2 separate regions of the Mus musculus genome follow, and region 1 is linked to region 2. Evidence: chromatin loops called from intact Hi-C (ENCODE). Cell type or tissue: heart. All regions are shown on one strand. Links, peaks and the distances in the headings refer to the core of each region. The heading gives the core; the rest is flanking DNA.

Region 1 (5,372 bases), core at 184-5,183, 150 kb after region 2:
ATCCGCCTGCCTCTGCCTCCCAAGTGCTGGGATTAAAGGTGTGCGCCACCACTGCCCGACTTACACAGTAAGTTTTGAGGCCAGCTTGGGCTACATGAAACTCAAACAAATGAATAAACACATAAATAAAAAGAGGGGTGGGGAGAGGAAAGAGAAGGAAACATGAGGTTAGGCAGCTGAGGGGCCATGAGTGTATTCAAGGGGACGACAGCAGGAGTTCACAGGCTTGTGGCTGGAGTGCCTGTATTACCCTGGAATCATTGGGAGGTTTGGACACTGTCCTCGGTGTGGTCAGTGGTGGGCACCTTTGCTCCCCACCCTCCACCCCCCCGCTCCTGGTTAGGGGACAGTGGTAAGCATACCTCGGCTCTAGGTAATAGAGGGAGGGCCTTGGGCTGAGCAAGTGTGGGAGGGCAGGGACGTAGGTGTCGGAGCAGAAGCAGGCCACCTCAAGTCCAGTGTGGCCAGGAGCTGAGACTCCACTAGCTCAGAAAAACCACCCTCTCCTCTTCCCCCATGGAGGTGTGCATAGACATGGCTCGTTTTTAGTGAGCTAGAATGGATGTCTAGTCAGAGACCCTTCCCCTGGGTTCAGTTACTTGAGTAGAAGCCTTCAAGAGCACTGGCCTCTAGGTTGGAGATGACCAGGACGAGCTGAAGCTTGAGCCAAAGGAGAAGCCAGGCTGGTACCACCCAGTGACAGGACCAGGCTGGCCCAGGCCCAGGGCCTCTCTCAGGCCACCCTCCCAAGTCCACAAAGGAGGCATTGGTGGCATAAGAGGCTGCACCAGAGGCTGCTGCAGCTGGCATGGAGTGGTCAGCACCCTGCCTTGGGAGCAGGGATTTGAATGACGCCCCCGGCCGTCAGTGGGAAGGACCCAGGACTCAGGTGTGTCTGTCTGAGGTCACCAATGACCTCCCAGCATGTGAGCGTTTTCAGGATTTAGGAGTTTGTGTATAGGAGGTACAGGCAGGGTACCTGATAGTTAATCACAGTGGCATATGCCTGTAATTCTTGAACGGGATGCTGAGGCAGGAGGTTTGAGAGTTTGAGGTCAAACTGGACTACTTCGAGAGACCTTGTTTCAAAAAGCAAACAAAATCCAGATAAGAAACATGAAGCCCTCTTTCCTAGAATGTGGGTCCTGTGAGTCCCCCAAACGGAAATCCCATACTGCCCAGACTTCAGCCCACCTCTGGCCTTGCTATCCACCCCTGGCCCTCACCCCTTGATGCTACAGTATTCCCACTTCCCCCTTCCCAGCTTTCTGTTCTCTGTGCCCCGATTCCCCCCAAACGTGTACCTTGCCTCCTGTTCCAGGCTTTCCCTATCCCTCGAGTCTGAGTTGAGGCTGGCTTTCCTTGAGGAGACTCTCTGGGTTCTTACAGGTAGCCTAAGAGCCTTAGCACACCGTGGCCTCCCATAGCGCTACGAAACTCCATGACAGCTGTGCACAGTACTTGCAAGGATTCTGGAGGCAAGCTTCTACCCCTTTTCTTTCTCTTTTTTCCTTCTTGGAGACAAGGTCTCGCTATGTGGCTAACCTGGAACTCACTATGTAGATCGTGCTGTCCTTGAACTCACAGAGATCTACCTGCCCCTGCCTCCCTTCCTCCCTTTTTCCACAAGACCCCCAAATGAGCTTGAGAATGGCTCTGGATGATGCCACCTCCCCGAGTCTCCCTCCACCTCTCCCAGGCCCTGGGAGCTCTAGTTTATGCCCTACCCCTACTCCGGAGGGCCAACCCAGGTAGACAGATGTGGGCATGAACACTATAGTGAAGAGATGTGCTCTCACACAGACTCATGCATATAACACATGCACGCTCAGACAAAAACAGGTGCAGACGTGCATATATAAACAGTAAACACACCAGGCAGCGGCCCACACCTTTAATCCCAGCACTTGGGAGGCAGACCAGGCAGATCTCTGAGTTCAAGACCAGCCTGTCTACAGAGTGAGTTCCAGGACAGCCAGGGCTACAAACAGAAATCTTGTCTTGGGGAAACAAAACAAAACAAAACAAAAAACAAACAAACAAAAAACCAGAACAGTAAATACATCTGCACACACTGCATGCATACATTACATGTTAGTAAGCACAGAGATGCACACACTGCCACACATACCACACATGCATCCCCACACCCATGGCAGACAAAGACCCAGTCACAGGAGGGTATATCACCTCCTCCCCCACAGGGACTCCCTGCAGAGCACCCAGCCAGCCCTTCCTTGCCCTAAACTGCCACTTCCTCCCTCCACGAGCTCCCAGACCCGCAGAGGGCGCTCAAGGCCCCTTTCTACCAGGCCTAGCCACAGCTGGGAGAGCACGTGGTTGCCACCTGCCCTCCCAAGCCAGTTCCCCTTTGTTCCCCAGGTCCCAGGAGGAGGCAACCATGCCTGAGGACCGCCCAGCCAGTCCTCTAGGCTCTGCTCAGTCCCTTTCAGCATAGCTCTGGAGATGAACTAGGGGGACCGTGTGGAAGATACCTAGAAGCAGGATAGCAGCCGTCACACTTACAAAGAGCCACCTATCACCCATTGCTTATTTGCAGCAAGATCACACAGCCCCAGAAGGCTGGGGGCTGCTCACCCCTGGGAGGGACTCCTCCAAACATTGAGAAAAATCCAAAGGCAATCCTTTCCCGCTGTTCTGACCCCAGCAGCTGCTAATAAGGTCTTTGGTTCCTTAAGAATGGTAACTATGGCCGGGCAGTGGTGACGCACACCTTTGATCCCAGAATTTGGGAGGCAGAGGCAGGTGGATTTCTGAGTTTGAGGCTAGCCTGGTCTACAAGAGTGAGTTCCAGGACAGCTAGGGCTACACAGAGAAACCCTGTCTCAAAAAACTGAAAAAAAAAAAAAAAAAAAAAAAAAAGGAAAAGAAAAGAAAAGAAAGAAAGAGAGAAAGAAAGGAAGAAAGAAAAAAGAATGGTAGCTATGACTGTTTACTGCCCTGCTAACCCAGGGTCAAGGATGTTATGCATAACAGTCACTGAAGATCCACCTCTACCATTTAGGAGACCCTTCAGTGAGTGAGTGAATCTTCTATGCCTTAGTTTGCTCAACTGTAAAATGGGTCTTCTTGATAGTTCCTGCCTTTCAGGTGGCCTTGAGGGCCATGAGGCGCCCAGGCCTAGGGCCCTAGTGAATAGAAACTGGGGACAGTCTCTAGTGCACTTCCTGTGAGTTGACTTCTCTGGCTGAGGATTTGTGTCAGGTGAGAACCCTGCAGAGACTCACACAGCATGTGGCCACTAAACCCCTGTACTTGAATGGAGCTGGGGGACTGCCTGTGACATCAGCAGAGAGGCCCTGGAGAGACCCTGGCTTTGTTTTACAACTGAATTGTTTCTTTGGGGCTTCACTTTCTTTTTTTTTTTTTTTTGGTCTTTTTGAGACAGGGTTTCTCTGCTTAGCTCTGGCTGTCCTGGAACTCTGTAGACCAGGCTGGCCTCGAACTCAGAAATCCGCCTCTGCCTCCTGAGTGCTGGGATTAAAGGCGTGTGCCACCACGCCCAGCAGGGGCTTCACTTTCAAGTCTTGCTAGGGTCCAGTCCTCCAAACACCCTGTGTTCAAGGTTCCTCTTCCTTCCTCCCACCAGGGCAACCCCACATTCCCTCCCAGCCGGCTTCACCCTATGAAGGCCTTTGTAGCTCAGGATAGCATTGTCTCTTCTCTCCCAGCTCTGTCAATCACAGGGAGAACTCTCTCTCAAGGTCCTTCTGCTTCTCTAAAGAGTCAAAAGTCTGGCCCCTTGTCCACTGGTCAGCTGTGTATGGGATTTGGCAGGGAGGAGCAGCTGCCGCCAGACAGGGCTGCTGTCTTCATTAGCTGCCCAGCTCCTCTTCAAGTGAATTAGCTGGTCCTTGGGGAGCACAGGATGGAGGCCTGCAGGCACCTGGCACTGCCCAATGCTTCAGTCACCACAACCCCTGTCAGAGGCCAGCCACATCCCCACCCCTAGCCCACTGGCCTGGCTGGCACTGGGCAGCAGGAAGCTGGTGCTCAGAAGAGCCCTGGCTGCCCACCCAACTGTTCCCAGCAGCCTGTCAATCAGGCTACTGGCTTCCATCCGCTAGTCCCTCCCACATGCTCATCACAGCCACCTCTGCCGGGCCCAGCCTGCCGGGTTCTATCTCTTGATCCCTTCAGTCTTTGGTCATTTTGGGGGTGGGGGGAGGCTGAGAGAAGCCACTTATGTTTCTCTCTTCTGCATCTTCCTGCCCTGAGACCCAGTAACTGATCTTGATGAAAAATGGGGCTACTAGGGCTTCTCTGTGACCTGGCCTCTGACCCTGCCATTGTCTAGCAAGGGAACCTCTTGATTCCGGATGCAAAAACTTAGGAGCCCACCATACTCCCCTCAGCAACACCCCTTCCTCATTCTCATTTTACTTGGCAAAAGGCATGTGCTCAGTGGTAGGAGCTGATGAAAGAGTGAATGAATGAATGAATGAATGAATGAGTGAGTGAGTGCATGCCCTTCCCACCACAGCAGTTGACATTCTCTCACCAGCTCACACAACTTACGTTTCAACATCTTTGCCTAGAAAGCTGACCCCTGCATCCAGAGTGAAAAGCACCCACTATTCGAGTCTGACAGTCTGAATTCTAAACATGGGCCCTTGTCCAAGAGCTCCTGGACTTGATTCCCTTCCGCGACTGGTTCCAGAGTACCTTTCTGGTGCAAGACACAGGGCACAGAGGAACCACCCCAGTGGCAGCATGGTTTTCTGGGAGGGGAGCTCCTACACATGTGTGCAATTTCCCCTGCATTGTTCTATAATCCTCAATGTGTTGTTCAGTAATTGGTCTCAAATGGCCTCATCCTGATACCCAGCATCTGCAGCTCTGTTCAGTTTATTAAGCGCTTCCTTCCTATCCTCATCCCACCTTTACAGAAAGAGAGTGGGCTAGAGAGGTGGCTCAGTGGGTAAGAGTGCTTTCTGTACCGGCGTCTGGACCTGAGTTTGAGTCTCAGTGTGCACATAAAAAGCTGGGTGTGGCTTACACAGCCTGTGACTCCAGCTAGCTGCCAGCCTTGCTCCAGGCTTAGTAGGAGGCCCTGTCTCAGGGGGATGAGACAGAGAGTGAAAAAAACAGGATGTGTCCTCTTTTGGCCTCTGTGGGTATCCATACCTACACACCACTCCAGACACATATACCTCCAATGCACACAAACACACACACACAGCATGCACACACACGTGCATACACATACACACTTCAGCATCCTGCTATCAGATTGCGTCTTCATCCTCTCTCTTCTTTCATTTTGAGAGTCTGTGAGTCTCTTCAGTTACCCAGGCTAGCAGCCTTGAACTTATGCTGTCACTAGCTCAGACTTTCAACCTTCAGTCTTT
Region 2 (5,372 bases), core at 206-5,205:
CATGAGGGCAAAGAGCAGCAGTTCTCAACGTGTGGGTCTCAACCCCTTTGAGGTCAATACCCTTTTATAGGGGTCATATATCAGATATCCTGCATACATTGCAATTCACAGCAGCAAAATTAGTTATGAAGTAGCAATAAAACATTTTATGGTTGGGGGTCACCACCACATGAGAAACTGTATTAAAGGGTCACAGTCTTATGAAGGCTGAGAACCACTGGCATTGAGTTAACTTGGCCAGTTACAGAGCTAATAGGAGATTGGATGTGTATGTATGTGGGGGGAGGTATGCCTGAGTTCAAATGTAGAGGCAACAGGTTAATCCGGGGTGTCTTTTTCTATCACTACCTTTTTTTTTTTTTTTAACAATCTCATGTATCCCAGAGTGTCCTTGAACTTCTGATTCTTTTGCCTCTCCCAAGTGCTTGTATTTCAAGCGTGTGCTACTACTTATGGTTTATGTTGCTCCGGAGATTAATCTTGACTTTGTGCATGCCAGGCAGGCACTAACCAACTTCCCCAGCCCTTCTCTACCTTATGTTTTGAGCAGGATCTCTTACTGAATCTCACCTTTTATGGTTAGATAGGCTGGGAAGCATATGCCAGAGATCTTCCTGTTTCTGCCCCCCCACCCCCCAACCCTACCCCAAGTACTGGGGTTACAGTTTTTGTGCTGCCCACCTCATGCTCTTTACAGGGATATCAGGGATCTGAACTTGAGTCCTCATACTTTCAATGTAAGCACTTTATCTGCAGAGTCATCTGGCAAAGAATAACAAAATCTCTAAGTCAGTTCCCCACGTTAAAGGTCCTACTGTTTATTTAAATGTGCTTCTCTCTTAGTTGTAGCATCTGATAACACAACTCAGCCATTTTTTTTTCTTTCTGACATGGTCTTGTTAGGTAGCCCAGGTTGGCTTGGTCTACTGATGGTTTTCTCTGTCAACTTGACAGAAGCTAGAGTCATCAGAGAGAAAGGATCCTCTACTGAGGAAATGCCTCCCTGAGATCCAGCTGTAAAGAATTTCCTCAATTAGTGATCAGTGTGGGTTGTGCCATCCCTGGGCAGGGTTCTATAATTAAGGCACCTGGAAATTGTGTTTCTGCCTCTGCCTTCTGACCATTGGAATTCAGGTGTGTTTCTCTGCACCTGGATTTCAGCAAGAACTAATTGAAAAAATCAGTTATAAATATACCACATAAGGTACAAAAAAAAAAAAGTTAGGCATGGTAGCTCATACCTATAATCACAGCATTTGAAAGGATAATGCAGGAGGATTATCATGAATTTGAAGCCTGAATTAACAACCTGAGTGACTGAGTTCCAGACAAGATCCTATATGAATGAATGAGTGAGTGAGAGAGAGATTCAAAACAACCAAGCACAGTAACATATGTCTGTAATCCCAGTGATCCTGAAGAATTTCTAGTACAGAGCCAACCTGGTCTAAACCACAAGACCTTGTATCGAAGAAGGAAAAAGAGAAACACCCTGCCCCATCCTTCTAGTTTCTTTGTCTAAATAGTAAGGATAATAGTACCATCATTTGTGTGTAGTGGGTATTACAGAAGATGACAATTTTTTATTTTGAGGACACATGCCCTGGGAGAAAATGACTGTTAGGCCCGTAGCAAAGGAGCCAATAGATAGCCAGAGAGGAATTGAGGCAGGCATATGTGAAAAAAGGTTTTTCTTCTTTCAATGTCTTATTCTAAACTCTAGGCCGGTCTACAACTGACCCAAGTGTAGCCTTGACTTCCTGCCACAGACTCCCTAGTGCAGAAGAAATCTTGAGTGAAGGGCCACTCCCTGAACAAGGGAACAAAGAAATGGATGGTTTTCTTGTAGCAGTGTACATAGATAGCCACATGTAAATTGTGGAAGGCAAGACTTACTGTCAGCTGGTTCAGTTGCCCAATTAATGAGTGAAACATGGGCATGAAGATAGGCTGGTGTGTTGGCATCTTGGGAGAATAAACTGTCTTTGAAAGGGAAGGAAGTCCAGGTAGATAGGCACAGAGAGGCAGGGAAAGAGAGATGCTGTCTTAAACTCCAAAGAAGGCCAGTGCAGGTGTTAGATGCCTTTAATTCTAGCAATCGGAGATCTGTGGGAGTTTGAGGCCAACCTGGTGTACATGGAACGTGGACCCGGTCTCAAAAACAAATAACTTGCCAAGTAAGCATCAGAGAAAGGCAGTTGGCTTCAAGAATTGACTGATTTGAAAAACATGGGCTAGAGAGATGGCTCAGCAGTTAAGAGCACTGACTGCTCTTCCAGAGGCCCAGCAACCATGTGGTGGCTCACAACCATCAGTAATGGGATCTGATGCCCTCTACTGGTATGTCTGAAGACAGCAACAGTATATATATTTAAAAAGGGGGCGAGGGTTGGCCTGAAGAGATGGTTAGGAGCACTGCCTGCTCTTCTAACGGTCCTGAGTTCAATCCCCAGCAACCACATGGTGGCTCACAACCATCCGTAATGAGATCTGACGCCCTCTTCTGGGATGTCCGAAGACAGCCACAGTGTACTTACATATAATAAATAAATCGTGGGGCTGGAACGAGCAGAGGTCCTAAGTTCAATTTCCAGCAACCACATAATGGCTCACAACCAATAAATCTTTTTTGTTTTGTTTTTCGAGACAGGGTTTCTCTGTATAGCCCTGGAACTCACTTTGTAGACCAGGCTGGCCTCGAACTCAGAAATCCTCCTGCCTCTACCTCCCGAGTGCTGGGAATAAAGGTGTCCGCCACCACGCCCGGCACAACCAATAAATCTTAAAGAAAAAGAAAAAAAAAAGGCAAAATGCTTCTGTGGGGACGTCTTTGTAAGAACCATTATGGCATATAATGAGTAGGCCATTGTGAAGTTCTGTCCCATTTACACACATAGTCTTGAACCTCAGTGATTTCTATTAAATGGAGGTGATAATTACTACTTACTTTTTCTTTCTTTCTTTTATTTATTTTTTGTGAGTATGCCTAAGTACCAACAGTAGGGTAAGTCAGATCCACATCCTCTAGAGTTACAACCTTCAGGTTGAAGATCTGGAAAGGAAACCAGTAGGAGACTGCCTAAATGCCTCAAACTGGAGGAAAACACGGTCCCTCCTCCCAACCTGTAACCAGGATCACAAGACCCAGCATGGTAGAGTAGGTGGGCACAGGTAGTTTATTTTCAAATGAATGCAAAAAGAACTAAGCACAGTGATACCCACAACCCAGTCTTCAGAAAGAAAGGGAGAAAAAGAGTCACAGAAAACACAGTAAACTAAGTCCCTGCCCCACTCTCTTGTAGGCCCTTGGCTCCAGCGCAGTGGCAGAAGATTCCATCAGTTCATTTACAATTAGCCATATTTTTGTGTTTTATACAAATGTCTTTATACACTGTTCTGGACTCTCCTGTTTTTTATTAACTACATCTCATAATCCCACCTACATCCGCTGCTCTATTCTTGATAGTTACAGGGTGTTCATTGCATGGAAGGGTCACTTACTTAACCAGTTGCTGTTGCTAGACATTGCAGAAAGAGCTGTGTTTAACTATTATTACAACCTAGCAAAGAACCCTTTATATACTTTTGTCTTACACGTGTACAAGTCCACATCTTATCAGGAGAATACTTAATAGAGCCACTGGATAAAGGTGCAGCCTTTTACATTACAGTCTCCAAGTTTGTCAGAGAAGGGTCTGAGTAGGAGGGGAGAGGTATGAATGTAGGGGTTGGCACTAACTCTGGGGAGTCTGACTAAGCTCTAACACCAGGTCAGAAGCTCCAAAGGCACTTAGCCTGCTGCCACTGTCAGCTCCGAACTTGCATAACCCTAGGCAAACTCTGCCCACTCCCTGCTGACATGCACTGGATTGCTGTCCACTGTACCACTTGGGGACCTAGCAGTCCACTGGAGAAAATCCGAAGGATTTGAGAAACAATCCAAGATTCCTAGATAGACAATCCTCTAGGAATGGATTGTCTCAGGCTCCAGCTAAATAAGAAAGTTACATCAAATATTTAAAAACAAATTTCACACATCTGGATCACAAAGAAGACTAAGCAAGCAGCTGTCCTCTCCCCCTAGGCTCTGCACACAGAAAGTAGAGCCATGACAAAGAAAAGCTGCCTCAGAGAGTCTAAGGAGATAGGGCTTCAACCTGTCTTCTATGTGCAAGGTCTCCATCTGTCCAAGCCTGGAGAGTACTTAACCTACAGAAACCTGCAGAAGGCTGGAGAATATCAACCATAGCCTGACTCCACAATCACACCCAAGCAATCTTGAGTATCTGTTGCTATTTAAAAAATTATTGCCTGGGGCTGGAGAGATGGGTCAGTAGTAGTTAAGAGCACTGGCTGCTCTTCCAGAGGACCCAGGTTCAATTCCCAGCAACCACATGGCAGCTCAAAAAATGTGTGTAACTGGATTCCCCAGTTCCAGGGGATCTGACACCCTCACATAAACATTCATGCAGACAAAACACCAATGCACATGCAATAAAAAATAAATTATTTTAAAAATTATTGTCAGTGGTGCATGCTTTTAATCCCTTAATCTGAACACTTGGGAAGCAGAGGCAGGTAGATCTCTGAGTTCAAGGCCAACCTGATTTACTAAGGGAGTTCAGGATAGCTATGGCTATATAGAGAAACCCTGTCCTCCCAAAAACCATATATTCATACTTTTATTTTTCAGGAACTGGAAGTTCAGTTGTCATCAGCTCAACTTGTGTGTTGAGAACTGAACTCAGGTCCGCTAGCAGAGCATGAAGCACTGAGCCATCTCTCCAACTTTATGTGCAGGTTTTGTTTGTTTGTTTGTTTTTTCGAGACAGGGTTTCTCTGTGTAGTCCAGGCTATCCTGGAACTTACTCTGTAGACCAGGCTGGCCTCGAACTCAGAAATCCGCTTGCCTCTGCCTTCCAAGTGCTAGGATCAAAGGCGTGCGCCACCACGCCCAGCTTTATGTGCAGTTTTTAAGAGATGCTGGCAATCAAACTCCGGGCTTCCTGTGTGTTCGGCAAGTACTCTTCCAACTGAGCCACATCTCTAGCCCTGCCCCTTTTAAAAATGTTTAACTGTAGACATCTGTAGCCAAAGTCTAACTGTAGTCCAGGTTATCCTGGAACTCACTAGGTAGCGCAGGCTAAACCCAAATCCATGGCAATCCTCCTGCCTGGGCCTTCAAAGAACTGGAATTATTGGCTTGAACCACCATACCCCCACAGCCATGCTTGCTTTGTGTGAAGTAGCCTGTTAATGCTTTTGGCCCAGTGTCAGGGTCAACATGGCCCCCACCCCCACCCTGAGTCTCCCTGAGGCAGCCAAAGAGTCCTCACCTGATAATGGAGCAGATTCCCCGGACACCATCATAG

The links. A loop is a pair of places that touch in the nucleus more often than their neighbours do. Peaks named below come from ENCODE experiments on the same cell type or tissue, not always from the same donor. Only the 100,000 strongest peaks of a DNase experiment are listed, where the experiment ranks them.
Region 1: it touches region 2 in a loop (3-fold over the local background); 2 of 42 quality-filtered maps call a loop at or near these places.

The regions. Positions count from the first base shown.
Region 1 is chr1:86,507,273-86,512,644 of GRCm38, forward strand. No RefSeq gene overlaps it. Among named protein-coding and RNA genes, the nearest start is that of Ptma, 17 kb to the right of the region's middle. In heart, for the core only: a CTCF peak has its summit at 2,281 (motif pointing right); a DNase peak (open chromatin) is centred at 2,299; H3K27ac peaks cover 2,127 bases.
Region 2 is chr1:86,361,567-86,366,938 of GRCm38, forward strand. All of the region lies in intron 1 of C130036L24Rik (RIKEN cDNA C130036L24 gene), which reads left to right. Among named protein-coding and RNA genes, the nearest start is that of C130036L24Rik, 4.7 kb to the left of the region's middle. In heart, for the core only: a CTCF peak has its summit at 2,325 (motif pointing left); no DNase peak of the experiment used is centred there.